2 separate regions of the Mus musculus genome follow, and region 2 is linked to region 1. The links are chromatin loops, found by intact Hi-C in ENCODE. Cell type or tissue: left cerebral cortex. All regions are shown on one strand. Each heading gives the region's core, and the rest is flanking DNA. Links, peaks and the distances in the headings are about the cores only. Region 1 holds the start of Casd1 (CAS1 domain containing 1). Region 2 has its middle 40 kb from the start of Col1a2.

Evidence for each region. Peaks named below come from ENCODE experiments on the same cell type or tissue, not always from the same donor. Only the 100,000 strongest peaks of a DNase experiment are listed, where the experiment ranks them.
Region 2: it touches region 1 in a loop (2.1-fold over the local background); 2 of 42 quality-filtered maps call a loop at or near these places.

Annotation. Positions count from the first base shown.
Region 1 is chr6:4,596,354-4,604,690 of GRCm38, forward strand. Casd1 (CAS1 domain containing 1) reads left to right here and starts at 4,558. Exons shown (of 18, transcript NM_145398.4): 1 at 4,558-4,948. The coding sequence starts at 4,816. In left cerebral cortex, for the core only: a CTCF peak has its summit at 4,772; DNase peaks (open chromatin) are centred at 3,853, 3,977, 4,590, 4,783 and 2 more places; H3K4me3 peaks cover 1,721 bases; H3K27ac peaks cover 1,242 bases.
Region 2 is chr6:4,541,797-4,550,133 of GRCm38, forward strand. No RefSeq gene overlaps it. Among named protein-coding and RNA genes, the nearest start is that of Col1a2, 40 kb to the left of the region's middle. In left cerebral cortex, for the core only: CTCF peaks have their summits at 2,958, 4,148 (motif pointing left) and 7,308; DNase peaks (open chromatin) are centred at 2,964, 4,121 and 7,308.

The sequences.
Region 1 (8,337 bases), core at 171-8,170:
AGGACAAATGAATGGATGAAGCAAAACCAGAGAGAGAGAGAGAGAGAGAGAGAGAGAGAGAGAGAGAGAGAGAGAGAGAGAGAGAGAGAGAGAGAGAACACACGAGATTTTATATAAGACTTTATATAAGAATAAATGCATTGGTGCGAAGAAAAAGAAACAGTTCAAGCCAGGGTTATTGAATTAGTTACTACTTTTCTCATTGCTATGACCAAATTCTTAAGTATTTCTTTGGCTCAGGTTCGGAGATGCAGTGCAATAGGACAGGGCAGACAGTGGCAGCAGGCCCGTGAGGCTGCTTGACCACCTCACTGAGGATCATGAAGTAATGGCTGAGTCTAAAATGAAGACAGCCTACAGTCCTTCTACAGTGCTAGGCAGACCAGCTAAGCCCCTGTCTAAAAGACTGACAACCTCCTAAAGCAGCCCTGCCACACTTGGACGAATGCTCAAGCACTTGAGGCTGGGCAAGACCTTTCACATTTAAACTTTACCAGGAACAGAAAAAGTAATGCCATACGTCTGGGACAGGCCATGTTGCTGGTCCCCGTTTAGCATAAGTAGATAAACTACAAGCTAGAGTCTGATCACAGACTGTCTTAAACATGCTAGACAGTTGGGTATTCATGTTTTTCCTGGAAGAGCCACCCAGGTTTTAAAGCAGGGAAGTGATGATATCAGTCATGTCAAATGGTTCTCGTAGCAATTAAAGGGAGAGGAGAAAGGGGGAGGAAGCACTGAAGGTGAGAATTCAGACAGGGGCCAGGAGAGGCTGGAGCCTAACTAGGGGAGGGGTCTGAAGAGAAAGCATACGCTTTGGGGAAGGTAGAGAGCACACAACATGGTGATTCATAATTAAGTCCATCTTCCTAGACAATGTACTTATAGATCAGTTAAAGAGCTGAACTTGCATTCTTCCATCAGGTACATATTTATCTACAAATTCTGTACAGCACAACCAATATCCTTACATGACTATATGATTTGAGGCATTCGTGCATGTTCACAGAGCAGAAAATCCATACATCCATGTTTTGGATGCTCAGTTTCTAAATGTCTTCATTTTGATGACCTTATATCAGTAGAGGGATCTCATAGCTAACACTCCACATTAACTTAGGAACCATCCTTAGCAATAAGTAGAGGTAAACTATTTCATTGACTTTTGATACTTTCATTATTGCTGATTTCTTAAGAGATTTTAGTAAACATTATATATAAATGCATATATATATATAACATATGTTACATTATGTATACAGATATTCCTTTTTAAACCATTTATTTCTATATGTCTGTGTGTGCTTGTGTGTGTCCTCAGAGGCCAGAGGAGGGTGTTGGACTTTCTGGAGCCAGAGTAAAGGGGGTTGTGACTTTGTGGCTACTGGAAACCAGCTTGTAGTTTTCTAGAAGAGTAGCAAGCACCCTTAACTGCCAAACCATCTCTCCAGCCCCTTGGCTGACATTTAAAGAGAGGTTTCCTTAAACAGTAGGCACAGTGCCACTTTCCTCATTTCTCTGTTTAAATATGTAAAGCCAGGCGTGGCGATGCATGCTCATAACTCCCTCCTCTGGGAGGCTGAGGTGGTAAGGAGCAAATCAATGCAGCAGGCGCTGTATGTTGAGATCCTGTCTGCTCTCCACCACAAAGGCAGGCAGTAGTCCCAAGGAGAATGGCCATAGTGTGCTCCCTTCCGGAGTCTGAGAGTTAAGAGAAAAGGGTGTGTGATGTAGTAAGGAGTGTCTGAAGACAGGAAGCAGTTGGCAAATTGTTCGAGGGACATGGGCACAGACACAAGTGACATCTTCGGGAAAAGGGAATGGAGAGAGAGAGAGAGAGCATGAGCACGCTTTGGTAATTTGGTTTAAAGTTATATACAGTTGAAACATCACACACATTCTCTCTTCTTCTCCCTCCTCCTTAATGTTATTAGAAAAGCAGTAACTTGCTATGAATTAAACATTCTAGATCCCTTAGGGTTAGACAAATAAGCAGGAGACTATTAATTTCATGATTTTAGCTTTCAGCAAGAAAAGATACATTTAACTAAAGCAAACTCTAGGAGATGGAGGGAGGGGTGAGCAATAGACTTGAGAACTATTTAGAAGAGACTGAAGACAGTGTAAACATTGGCTTGGATAATCATGTATAAAGTTGAGATTTGTAGGTTAGACGTAGATAGCAAAAGACCACAGATAATTTGAAATCTGAAATGCCAACAATTGCTAACCAAAAACTGTCCTACTGGGGAGAAGCAGAGGGTAGCTCTATAGGTACAGTATAAACACATGAATATGGCCTGACACAGTTGTGTGTGTGTGTGTGTGTGTGTGTGTGTGTGTACAGAAGGTAACTGATCCCTTAAAGAGGACGGGGACCTATCTGATGGTGAGGATGGCTCTGCCAGGAACCACTAGAAGCAGCCTGATAACTGGCACCTGGCTAGTGCTCTGAAGAAGAGGCAAAAAACAAGACTAGAGAAGGAAAAAAACTTGATAGACAAACACCAAATAACAGAAAATTCAACAGCATTTGAACCTACAAAAAATATCAGAAAGTAAAGAAGGTAAAGAGAAAGAGAGGGACAAAGAGAGGGAGAGGGAGAGAGAGGGAGAGAGAGGGGGAGAGAGGGAGAGGAGAGGGAGAGAGGGAGAGAGGCAGAGAGGGAGAAGAGGGAGAGGGAGAAGAGGGGGAGAGAGAGAGAGGGAGAAGAGAGGGAGAGAGGGAGAGAGGCAGAGAGGCAGAGAGGGAGAGAGGGAGAGAGGGAGGGGGAGGGGAGGGGGAGGGGGGAAGAGGGCCGGAGAGGGAGAGAGAGAAAGAGGAGAGTCCTTTGGATTTAACAAGAAATACCCATACCACCAGCAAAGAACCATTCAGTTCTTCAGGACAGAATGGGAACCAAGCAAGTGAAAATTTCAAGTAGCTACTCCTTCTAAAAGAAACAAAGAAGCAAATAACTTGGAACACAGAATCTAGTGGTGGTTTTAATTAAAAAGGGACATTTATCAGTGGAAAGGCATCAGCTAAGAGAGGGACCATTTATAGATGCCACAGGAAAGGGCCATCTTATGTGGAGATATCTACCAGGAAAAGCAGAAATAGGTAGAGGGGTTAACTTTAACACAGAGGAAAGGACAAAGGGGTTCCCAGATTTTCCCAGTATCTCAGAAAGCCTTCTGGGAAGCACAACTAAGTACAACGTCAGGTTTCTTTATTTTTGGCTAGCATTAGGCCAACCCTGGGGGTTAGCTCTGGTTATTGAAGGTGGATCAGAAATTCTAATTTGGTGTTGATGACATCATAGTATGTGTCTAGGATGTGATTGGCAGGCCACATATTGTTAGCCCAGTTATCTGGTTGTTGTCGTATCTGATTCAATTCTGCCAGCATGTGATCAGCCTCAGATCAGAAGAAAGAGCCAAAATTAAGCGACCACTTGCAGGGAACAGTGCCTAAGTGTTTGTACACTTATTTAACTTTATTGCTTATTAGCATTATATCTATGACAGTGATGTATGTGATTTCATTTAAGCGACAAGAATCTTTCATCATCATATGATGATTGTGGCTGGAAACATAATTTTAAAAATCCTTCAGTGGAGAGGATGGGAGTGACTCGACAGGATCTCTAAGTCCCTTTTCTCTAACATTCGAGAATGTTGAGAAGGGTCTGGAAGCACAAGGTTGGGGTTGGCTAAAAGTTGTAAAGAAGACTTGCCAACACCTCCAACTCAACAATGACTTACTTGTTCTAACCACAACATGCAAATAGCCATTCTTGTCTACAAGGCAACTCAAGACCAAGGGTATGAATAAGAATGCTTTTCAAAGGACACACAGAGTGCTGGGTCTATTGATAATCACAAAACATTAACCAAGTTTAAGGATTGCCACAGGCAACCAATCTGCTACCCTGGCCAACCTTAGTGTCAACAAAGATATTGTGTAAACATAAAGGAGAAAGGGGCTCTTATACTGACATCCACACCAACTTAGACACACTGTACAGGATGCATCTACACCCACTGCAACTGGACAAACAGCACATTGGGCAGTTGAGTATTAAACGGTGAACATGGGCCTTACACTTGAGTTGGGTGTTCGGATTTACAGCCACCCCAACACCTGGCCAGCATCTTAGGTGCAGAGGAACTTGCCAGACAGGTCGTGGGTGGCCTGCCGTTAAGGCCCCACGACCGTGGGAGAGCAGAGAGTAGAAAGTCCAGAAAGGGTGTGATGGGGGAAGCAGGGAGTGTACTTTTTTTTCCCGGAACAGTAGTTCTATTGCCCTAACCTGGGCTCAGGTAGCTGCCAGTCCACTTGGGCATAGCCCCGGAGCTGACATCTGGGCCGGGCTGCAGGCCCTGGCCCTCTGCCCCCCCAACACCCATACAGTCACCATGCCTGTGCAGCCGTCGCCGCCCGCTGCCGCCAGTGACCCGGTGACCCCGGAGGCCCGTCTGGGCCCGGTGACCCCGGAGCCCCGGGCATCCGGACCCCCGTCACAGGCGCAGCCGCTATTAAGGCAGGAGGCTACCAGGGAGGAGGAAGGGGAGGAGACAGGCGGCCAGGGCGCCTGGGGCACCGGCACGGCTGAGCAACGGCGGCGGGGTTGGGGGGAGGCCGACGAGGGCACGGGGAAGGCCGGCGGCACGGAGGCCGCAGGCTCGGACCCCTCGGCCCGCGGTTCGGGCGACGGGCAAGGGAGCTGGCGGCCGCTTCTCGGCTGGCTACGGCGCCCGCCGCCCCAGTGCTGCCCCTGCGCGGCGCCCCTTCCCCGCTCCGCCGCGCACTGTTGTCATGGAGGAACCAAGATGGCGGCTCTGGCCTACAACCTGGGCAAGCGGGAGATCAACCACTACTTCAGCGTGAGGAGCGCCAAGGTGCTGGCGCTGGTGGCCGTGCTGCTGCTCGCAGCGTGCCACCTCGCGTCCCGCCGCTACCGAGGTGAGCCGGCCCTCCCCCCGGCCCGGGCCGGCTCGGCCCGGGGGGAGGCGGCGCCGCGGCCCCGAGCGCGGGAGGCCGCCCCCCGCCGCAGCACGCCCACGCGCCGGCGGCCTCCCGCGGCCCCGCGGCGCCCCACGTGCCCGGGCCGACCCCTGCGGGCCCCTGCCCCCAGCCTCCCGCTCTCGGGGCCACCTCCTGCTGGAGCGGGGCTCCGGAGGCGCGCCCGGCCCCGCGCCCCGGTGCAGGAGGTCGAACCAGGGGCCCCCGGGGGCAGCCCTGGCGGCACCGCCTCCCGGATGCTGGGGTCGCACACGGTGCGCCCGTGGGGTCTGCCTCCTGCCCTGCCACTTCAGGGCCCAACGGTTGGACAGCGGCTTGGGCCGCCCTGCTTACTTTTGCCAAAAGGGCCAGTGTGGCTAAAGATGCCCATGGCCCACCTCCCTCCCGTGGAGGAGGTGCCACCAGCCTTTCAAACACTTTTCAAGAGTTTGGGTTGCACAGTTTTTGTTTTTGTTTTTACAAATAAAGACACTGAGGCAGGATTTTGGTTTTTGTTTGTTTCTTAAAGGAGTTAAGGAGTTGACCGGACTAGACGTGAGCGGGCGAAGCAAATAGTTAAGCCTTTTGAAAGCTGGCCTTCAATATGGGTTTACATACTGGTGGAAAGCTGGAAAGGAACCAATGAACTCTTCTCAGAAGGAATTATCCTTCAGTTGTCAAGGGATATTTGCTTGTTTTTTTGATTGATTTTTTTTCCCCTTTCCTTACGATAAATGCCACCAGGACAGTCACTGACAGTAGGAGGGAAATTATAATGATAGGATCTTTTGGTTTTGACCTTTGGTATCCTAAAAGTCATTATATGGACAGCTCTTGGTGACTGTGAGATAATTAGACAAATGTGACAGCCACGTGCACATTAGCGCTGGGCCCATTTATACTGTACAGCCCAGTCACGAGAGTACTAGAGTCTCGGCTGTATTCCCATTTCACATGATCTCTCAAAGTGGAGGCCATTTTGGTCAAACTTGATGGTTTGTTTCTACCTACTCTTGAGTTTTCCAGATCTTAAACTTTAGTATCATAGCTGTATCTTTTAAATATATTATCTTACAAATAGCTTAATTGAATTAAAAAAGATCCTTATGGCTAATTCTCCAGTCCTCTACAGATTCATAGCAGATGACCTATCAGAGCCTTGGCTTCTTACTGCTGACATCAAGAAAGCCTACATTTTCATATATACAACACAATTAGCAGTACTGATGAACCAACTGTTGATAACTCAGAGAACATGTTTCTTTTAAATGTGATTAATCTTTTTATGCTAGTTTGATATGAGATGACTGTCATCTAATTCAACTTTGTGTTTGTGATGTCAATGGAGCTAAAGTTTATGACTACAATGTTGTCCCAAATGTAAACCTACTGTGCCCTGCCTGCTTGTCTTTTTATTGTGCTTCTTGTCTTTTGCTAAGCTTGTGGAATACTAATTTTTAAATTTAGGTTATATTTTGCATCTTGCCAAGGTCTGTCATCATCGGGAGGAAAATAGAATGTCAGATGGGGCCTTATGAGTCAGGTTGTAAAGCCTCCTCCAGAAGGGACTTGTGAGTTTCCAAAGGTGCTTCAGTGCCTTGAGTGTGAAGCAGTACACCTGTCATATGTGCTTGTCCAGATTGAATATCAGGAACTTGAACCAGAGTCTGTGCAGGAGAAACTAAACATCTTACCAGGAACATTTTTGCCCTGGCAGTGTCAAACCATGTCAGGTGCAGTGCCTTTCGCAGATATGCATATATGCTTGATTCACATAGAATCATTTGGAACAAGAATGGAGTTTCTTAGACGAACAGTGGAAAGGACATGAAATGCTAAGATCTTGGGTGTGTGAGTATGAACATGCATCAAATGCACACACACACACACACACACACACCTCTTGCTTTGAAAATTACTCCACTTCAAAGAATTATTAGAAAGTAAAGCTTCCCAAAACCGTGCATTAGATTGAGCACTTACTGTATGCAGGCAGTGTTTAAGGGCTTTTCGTAATTCATTCTGTCTTTAGAGCCTCTAGGAGGTACGGTGTTTCATCCCCCCACCCCTTAACATTTCTGTAATCAAGAAGAGTCTTTAAAACTTTGATTGCATGTCAAAGTTTAATTGGTAACATTTTTTTCCTGTATGAAAAAATAATGATGTGTCTTAGATTCAGTGAATTAGAGAATTATTTACATTTTAAAGATGAAGCCAGAAAGGTTAAGCAAATTGCCTGAGAACATACAGCTAGTCAGTGGCTGAGCTATGATTTAGTACCAGTCAGCTTGCCTGGTGCCATTGTGTTACAGACTGCCTTTCTTAGAGCTGGGTGGAAGCTCTGAGAGATGAACTTCATCACTAGTGCTCGATACTTTAGAACTACTGATTTACTAGAAGCAGAGCATCGTCCCATTTGCTTTCAGACCAAGAGATGATTTTCTAGAGGTCACGCGTATAGAACTTAAAACCATGGCATTCTTTTGGTACCTGGCTTCCCTGTCAATCTTCCTAAGCATTGAGCTTACAGTGTACAAACACTTTTGCTTTTCCTGCTTTTCTCTGCCTACAAAATTCTCTCTTCTCTTGAAAGAAAATATTCCAGGACTCACTCTCTCTCTCTCTCTCTCTCTCTCTCTCTCTCTCTCTCTTTTAATGCTTCACTCAAATGTTGCCTTCACAGAAGTGGGAGTGGACAATTCAGTGTCTGCAGAGCAACTTGTCCTTGCTTACCATGTTGTGCTTGGAAGAATAGGTCTTGTTGTCTTACACACACACACACACACACACACACACACACACACACACACACACTGTGGGCTTCCAAGTAGATCTTTATGGTTTTTAAATAGCCAGAGCCTAACACACAGTAGGAATTCCATAGATAGGGTGAGAGAATGTGCAAATTTTATTTGGTTCAGTTGGGATTCTAAGTGAATTTTGTTTTCTAATCTCAATTTTAGGAAGAAGAGGTTTTTTGAATTATTAATATTTCATATAATATGTTAGAATGGGCCTTAAAATGCCTTCTTAAAAATACCCATCTGAGTATGATTATAGAGTAAAAACATGACTTCTGGCTAGAGGCCAGTATCTGAACCTTAAGCAGACCTTTATAGTGGTAAAGCTAACTTCCTTCAAAGTTGTTACGTTTCTTGAAATTTGTTTCCTTTCCATCACTAAGCCAATGCCAGTGTTCCTGCCTCTGCTCCCAAATGTCAGGATCACTGTGCTCAGCTTTCTTGTTTGTTTTTCTAACATTTTTTGTTAACTCTTCTTTTTTTAATGTGCAGTGGTGTTTTGCTTACATGTATGTCTATTCTATTCGAAGGTGTTAGAGTTCTTGGATA
Region 2 (8,337 bases), core at 329-8,328, 54 kb before region 1:
AACCTGGTAACATGGAGAGGAATTCTATTCTTCACTGTGACGCATCTGTGACTCCTCAGAATGCATAGTACCTAAGCAACATGATACTCTTGATCTCTGTTTTCTCTAAGCAAAGGTCCACAGAAACTTTTGCCTCATTATCCATCAAGCACTTTGTAACTATGGCTGAAAGTTGGTCTATGCACAATTAATATTATTAACTAAAACAGTTTCAAATAGTCAGTAAAAATGCCACACAGTTAAATATGCTGCAACTGAGTACAATGCCTGTTAAGAGGTAATGTGTGTGCTGTCAATCAGCACAGACAGTTGTGGATAATAGTACCAAGAACACCTACCTGCCAAATCAAGTTCATTTTCCTCCCCTGCACCTTTCAATGACATCTTTAACACACTTAAACATAGTAATGTGTCAAGTAAAATGTTAAGATTCATTTAGAACTTATCCCCTGTTGCAGAACGTAATTGTTATTGTAATATTTGCCTCCTGTTATAAGTCATCTCAAGATTCAATTAGTTTAAAAGCAAAAGACCGAACATGAGGAAAAATTTAACACTAACTCTAAAAAGTTAGCAAGGTCTACTAACCAAACAGTACTATCAGGTCAGGTCTTCCTCCCACTAGAATCTGAGCACTGGGATACTCAGATGGGAGCACAAGTACACAGCCATTGCCCCTCGTCCAGATCCCCTGTGGAGTCGGTGATTGTACTGCCTGTGCAATTCTGATTCCTGTACCAAGGAGGTAACTCAAGTCTCTGCATGCCCTTGATGTCTCTAACATTCCATGTCTGACAAGCTTGAGTCGATGTAGCCAATCACACAATATAAAGAAAACTCAAACTCTGTCATCAAAACGCTGTAACGCCCTCAAATTAATCATTGGAATAGCAATGGCAAAGTTATAAAGTGATAAAATTGTTAGAAGTCTCTGGGCTGAATATAAGTATGGCTTCTGGCTTGTGATATGAGGAAGAGAACCAGCATTTTGTGAGGACAAACTGTGGCTCAAATACACATTAGAATAGTTACATCTGAGTCTCTTCTGCCAACAGATTTCCAAGCTAACAGTCTCAATAATCACTCTATCTCCACTGCATCATCACTACATAAAAGGAGGAAATAAATAACATTTAATAGAAAACAGTGTTATGTTCAAAATACTAATAAAAAAATTAAAGTTTTGATTCCCAAATAACAATTATGAGGATGGTTAAACAAAAGAAAACCTGCTTTCAAAAGCCTGTCTTTACAGATCTATTTAAACATGCTTATAAAAATACCAAGAGTTGGTGCTTGCAGGACAATTATGTCAAGATGGGTTTTTTAGTCCTACATTTTCCAAATTTACTATAATATAATTTCATGATCTGTACAATTTACAACAAATTGTCTCAAAAGAAATTACTAGCAATCTTGATGGAAGAGTAGTCATCTCTAAGAATGAGATATCTACCATCCCACTCAGCTTCTTCCTGAGACAACGAGGAGAGCTTACCTGGTCTCTAGCATGTGCCAGTTCACCTGAGCAACACTAGGAAGGATGCCCAAAGCTGGCTACACCTCCTCTGAGAGCAGGGTCCTTAAGGTTTATCCAGCTCACTTGCTAAGACAGAATAAACCTATGTATGAGTAGTATTTTAGACAAAGTTCCATGTCAGGATAACAGGACAGTATCAGTTAGAGGGCCTCATACAAATCTCAGTCTCACACAAAACAGTGACATTTGGCCAACTGGCCTCTTCTACAGATTTCACTCCTCCTACAGGCCCTCTCTGGATAAATGCTTCTGTTTAGAAACCACTTATTAGAACAATCCAGTACTTACCAGTTGGTCCATCGTGAATATTCCTAGAGTCTGGGCTAAGAAAATGGCTACAGAGTTATGTCCAGAAGATTTGACCCTCCCATGGTCTGTCATCTGTTCCAAGCTAATCGCAGCTCTAACTGATTCTTCGCAGGACTTTCTCTGACCCTTTGCCAAGTGAAGTTTTAGCCACCTCCACCCTGAATGTGAGAGAGAAGAAAGTGGCACAGGAGAGGAGGATCCTGGGAGGGGACAGTAACCAAGTCATTTAAAATTCTAAATCAGCATAGTTAGCATACTGGCCAAGAGTAGACACCCAAGCAACACAAGGTGCATTCGGCATCTTTCATGCCAAAAAAACTTTTTAAAAATGCTATTCTCCCTAATATCATTGACAAGGAATTTCAGAAATTGGATTATAGATAAGGAAAGTTGGGATGTCATTCTGGGTTGGAACAACTACACATCAGATCAGTGGTCCCCAGCCTTCCTAATACTTCGACCCTTTTATAAAGTTCCTCATGGTGTGGTGACCCCGAACCATAACATTATTTTTGTTGCTACTTCATAACTATAATTTTGCTATTTTGAATGATATCTATTTCCTGATGGTCTTAGGTGAATCCTACGAAAGGGTTGCTCAGCCTCCACAAAGGGTAGTCATCCACAGGTTGAGAACCACTGACCTAGATAAAGGTCTTACCTTTGACAGTGGAACTAGGAAAAATTTGGAAGAAAGTGGTTGGCACGTGTCATTAAGCAAGTCTTAAAACTCCCATTGAGCCAGGCGTGGTGGCGCACGCCTTTAATCCCAGCATTTGGGAGGCAGAGGGAGACGGATTTCTGAGTTCGAGGCCGGCCTGGTCTACAGAGTGAGTTCCAGGACAGCCACGGCTATACAGAGAAACCCTGTCTCGAAAAACAAAACAAAACAAAAACAAAAAACAAACAAACAAAAAACCTCCCATTGAATTACCTAATTGTACATCTTCCTTTTACATAGATATATCTAAACGATTCCACAGCCCTCTATTGGTACTACAGTACCACTAGGCAAAAGCTAAGGCTGACTTGCTAGTTCCGCTCCCTTGGCCCTCTGATAATGTAACCTTTTAGCTGAACTGGCCCGGGATTCAACAGCTCTGTACCGTTAGGGGGCGCCAGTAACTGCAGCAGTGGTCTGGTCTTAGACAGCCTGTAATGACTGACTTATCCCTGCAGCTCAAGAAAATGAGCAAGCACTTTGTGGTCGGGAACATGGGTTTGTTAGCCTGGAGGTCTTGGGAAAGCCTCTGAAATTAGGGGAAGGTAGAGTTTACATTCTGGCTTTTGCACACTTCTTTATCATGTCTGCTCTATCCATGTCACAGAACCCTGGGTATCCCAGTAGGCATGCACAGAGATGCTGCTTAAAGCGACCCCGCTTCTCTTCCAGTCGCTCACAATAGCCTTTTCATTTAACTTCTAACTCCTGGCTCTCCAATTTAGGGAGAGTCTTGAATTTTAAATGTAGTTAGCGCTGCTCATTCACGCAGAGCATGTATCTTACTATGTCTCATGCAGAACGCGCAGATCACCTAAAGTCTGAGGCAGCCAACCGGCCTCATCCAAACTAAAGTAGACATTTCTCTTTCATCCTTCCATTTCCCTGAAGTGAGACCTTTGTCCGTCTGTAGACAGGCTTGATCAACCAATCTTGGACTCTTGTCACATCAAAATGAACCTATCCCTAGAACCTCTGCAAAGAAGAGCAAAATGAAGTAAACGAAGATCAGTCATTGGCATACACCTTTAGATAAAGTAAGAGTTTCTTAGTTATTTGACTGTAAACAAACATTTAATCTACAAAAGGCCACAAGGTTTTAAGAACCATGCTGGTAGTGCATGCCTAAACTGAGAGAGAGAGAGAGAGAGAGAGAATGGTGGGGTGCAGCATCCTGTGCTGCATAGCAAGATCCTGTTTTTTAAAAGACAATAATTGCTTCCCCGAAACTTCAAATGTCTTATAACGTAGCCTCCTCAACTGAATTCTCCTAAGCAAAACAATTATTCTAAATCCAAGCTATAGAGACAGTTTGGACCAGAATTAATGAACCTGCTGGAATCTAGAAAAAAAATGTCAAACAGACAATCACCATGTATTAAATGTATCAATGCAAAATACGCTGTATCATTGAAGAGGGGGCTGTTTTGGAATGTAGGGTTTAACCAGCGTCTCTAGTAACCATTAAACGGTAAGAAGAAAACAGAAGCAATCGTTTTCGACTGAGAGGCAAGATAAGATCCCGGACAAAGACCCTCAGGACGGCACTCCAAGTCCACTGCTCCCCCTGCTGGCTGGATAGTAGAATACCCCAATGCAGATCATTTGAATGGAAACTCAGTTCCTACAAGAGAAACAAAAGCTTTCCTCGTCCTTACCTGCCCCTTTGTCCAGTTCCTTTCTGGTCTACTTCCATGCACTCCCCTCCCCTCCTAACTCTTGCCTGTCCCCTCCTTTGGTAGCCTTCTCTTTGGGAGATCAATCGCTAATCTCCCAGGGAATTGATAAGCAGTCACAAAGCGGCAGATGTTAAGTCCCACGGACAACAACCATCTGGATGTAGAGCTAACCAGTTCTACAGAAGTTGTCTCAAATTGTGGTGAGTTGAAGTAAGCAATCAACCTCCGAGGATCTAAACAAGGGAAAGAAATTGAGGATGAGAGGGAGGGTAAATTGCAAAGGATATTTTTGAAGAGAGTCAAGAGAACGTTGGGAAAAAAAATAAAAACTGAGCAAGACAAAACCAAGGGCTTCGGACTTGGAGCCATCCACATTTTAATCCTCTTCGTGATCTCCACCTAGTGTGCTCAGTGATGACAGCTGAGTTGTGAGGCTGAGACAGCGCACCACAGAACTGCTTTGTGAGGTTGGTAAAGAGTAGACACTGGACTGTCAGGACCACCCATGTTCTCACAAGAGCTAAATCTCCACCTACAGACCTTTACTCCCCCGTCAAAACTAGCAGTTAGCTTCCGTGGGTACCATCCTCTCAAGGCATAGCGAGATTAAATGATAACGTATCTGGATTTCAATTACACATCAATTTCTCCTACTATAGAGAGACCTGCTAATCCCGAAACCCTCCCACATCTGTTGAGTTATATTCCACCTTCCACCACCTAATAAAAACATACCTGGATTTTATTAACAGCTTCAAACATTTAATATATAAATTTGTACTAACCTTCCCATCTTCACAATTTAAAAATGATGTAAAGGAGAATTGCCCACAGAGATAAAGACATGCTGTAAGCTGGTGGTTGCTACCACGTGCCATTAGATAATGCAGTTTTGAAATGAAGGTTCCAGAGCTTAGAGCTGGCCTTTGTGCTGACTGGGGACTTCTTCTGCACAGTGCACTTGTAACTCACACGTCTGCTGAACGACTGACACTTGAGTTTTTCAATTTGATTTTTCTAAAAACTCTGGCCGTGGAAATACTAACTCAAGTATTATCAGCCCAAGAAATGATCATAATTATTAAACTCCTGTCCTCAGGGAACTCTCTTGGCTTATATGAATTTACTCAAGGGCTTTAAACATCATTAAATCACCTATTATCACTGGTGCTGTGCCCGGCTCTATGAGTGACAATATAATATATCCACTTCAAAGAAACATGGATGATTTGATTATAATTGTTTCCTTCATGGGTTTTTATCACTGATTATAGATCTACTTTCCCTTATAACACAGAGGTCTGGAATAATTTCTAAACTGTTATCAATGTACCTAAATTAAAAATTCCATTTACTATTTTGCTCATCACCATAAGATTTGTTCCTAATCAAATGAATAGAAGAAAAAGAAGGAGAAGGAGAAGGAGAAGGAGAAGGAGGAGGAGGAGGAGGAGGAGGAGGAGGAGGAGGAGGAGGAGGAGGAGGAGGAGGAGGAGGAGGAGAAGAAGAAGAAGAAGAAGAAGAAGAAGAAGAAGAAGAAGAAGAAGAAGAAGAAGAAGAATTGCTTCAGATATAATGTCTAGAATTTTTTTTCCTCTTAAAATTTTACCCAGATTGCTAGTAATGAATATTTATTCTCAGTTACTGCTCAGGGTGATATATTAAATTTTTAAGGTCCATACATTTTCTAGATTTTGCCCTCAGCTAAGCTATCACAAGAACAATCACTCGAAAACTATAAATTATAAGAGGGAACCTCAATTTTCCTGCCTCTACAGGAGAGGGCTATCTAACACAAACGCTGCTAACTCCACTAAATCCTTTGAAGCTTTGAAGAGAGAAAGGCAAATTGATGCCCAAAAGGTGTGTTTTCTCACCAATGCACAAATCACTGTATTTTGTAAGATTTGCAGGGTTACCAGACCTTTCTTTATTCTCACCTTTGTGAGGATTTCATAACTTAAGACTAATTCAATAAAACAGATTGATTTGGGGATGGCAAAAAGCAAAACAAAACAGAACAAAACAAAAGCCCTCTAGCTCTTTTTCAGGCTAGAAAAAAATGCAAATGTTTGGCCACCCCATATCACAGATATTATGATGGAATTGGTCCAAAATATTGTTTTTAAAAGTCCCCTTGTAAATTATAATTTGCAAGCTATCTTAGGAAAAGTAGTCTAAAGCCTCAGGGCTCTGAAATCTTCCTTCAGCTCACTGACTAAGATGGATGTTTGTACACATGCCTTCTCCCCAACAGTGTGTAGTATTCTGCAAGACTTCCCCAGACACTATCAAATACTGTCCAAACCAGAGTTTCTGGAGTGAGCCCAGGATACCCACATTGTTAATCAGAGTAGCAAGATAATTCTCACATACTCTGGAAATCCAGGTATGCTGTTGTCCCCACATTCTAAGATGGTCCTGTACTTTTCTCCCACAATATTTAGGACGGTAGCACTCAGAGTGTGGACTCTCTAAGCGGCTTTAAAAAGAGAACATGTAACAGCTCATTGAACACGTGAGCAATTAATTTTGGAACAGTTGCAGTATTACAAATGTGATTACTTATTGCAAACCCAATTAATCCAGTCAGGAGGAATGTTAATTACAAAGGAGTGTGAAAATTAGCATGAGTGCATGACTAAGTGCCCAAATTTTAGCTTATTATATTGTCTGCTAATTTACTTTCAGGGTCCTTCTTGGGGAAGTCTCATGAATGTTTGTGCACATGAACGATAAGGAAACATTAGTCCTCACACCAGCCTTGATTAAATCATCTTGGGACTTTCCCAATTAGAAAAACTCACAGCTTTAGAAATGGCTACCCTGGCATTTTAAATAGAGTTACTGAAATTTGCATCCAAGAATGTGTTAATGACATCAAATATTTACAAGTAACATTTTTACTACTCAAGTAATGGTCTTGAAGCTACATGGTTAGCTATTAGCTACTTGGAGTTAACAAAATCATCGATCTTCTTCTACTTGCCCCACACAAGACCTTCAGGGAAAGCCACAACTCCTATCTCCCTCCCATCTCCAGAGGGCGCTTCAATTCACCCAAAACCTTGAAATGGCTAACAGCCACTCACAGCATTACTCCAAGAAGGTAGGAAAAAGCCCAGAATGAGATAGGCAGGAAAATGAAACACAAAGCAAGTCAGAGCGTAACCGATTTTAAAAAATGAAATGAAATAAAACTCAAAACAGTAATCTCATTTCTTGTCTGAGCAATGAAATATGAATCAAAACGAATCCAGATATAATAGAGAGCAATTGGGAAGGTGGCCAAGCTCCCACGAAACCAGCCCTCCAACAGAAAATTTACTAGGGTTGTGTGTTGGTGACCAACCCCTTCTAGATATAAGGGTAAATCAAGGGGGAAAGTCTAGCTAAGTTGATGTGCTCGGCTTCTCCCTTGTGAGAATTTAAGCCTGGGAGGAGAGAACAGTGGAGCTGTTGATGAGAAGGCAAACCAAAGGAGATAATCAACGATGACTATCAGCCCCACACCAAGCGTCCCTGGGCAGCACTAGGCTTGGTGGTGTTTCTTAAACTCAAATAATCATTTGGAATCTTCTCACCAGCGTCCCTTTGTGCTTAAGTGAGAAAAATTTCTTGATGTTGAACAAAACAAAAGTATCTTAAAATAGTCAGAATATAGACTACAAGAGAGTATCCAAGCAAGCAGAAACAAGAACCGACCTTTGAGATGGTTGCAAAGATAAAGCACCTGGGAAAAGAGCATTTGGGGGAATAATGGATGTTTGTCATTTGTTCATTTACTGAGAGCCAGGGAGGCACTGACGGCATTTGTCCCTCACTATCTGCTCAAAGATGTTTATATAATGATAGCAAACAGCCTTGAAAGACAGAGATAGTGTTTGTCTCCAGAGCAAAGAGCAAGTGCCTGTCCAGTATGTCAAAGATAATGTCTCTCTCCAGGACACATCACACAGGTTGGCTCACAGCACATTGTAAAAGACTTAGCTTCCAGATGAGGTATTACTCAACTGTGACACGTCCACTTGGGTTACTCAACCATGGTCCCTGTGGGACGTGAGGGGCAAAGAACCCTAAAGCAAGCA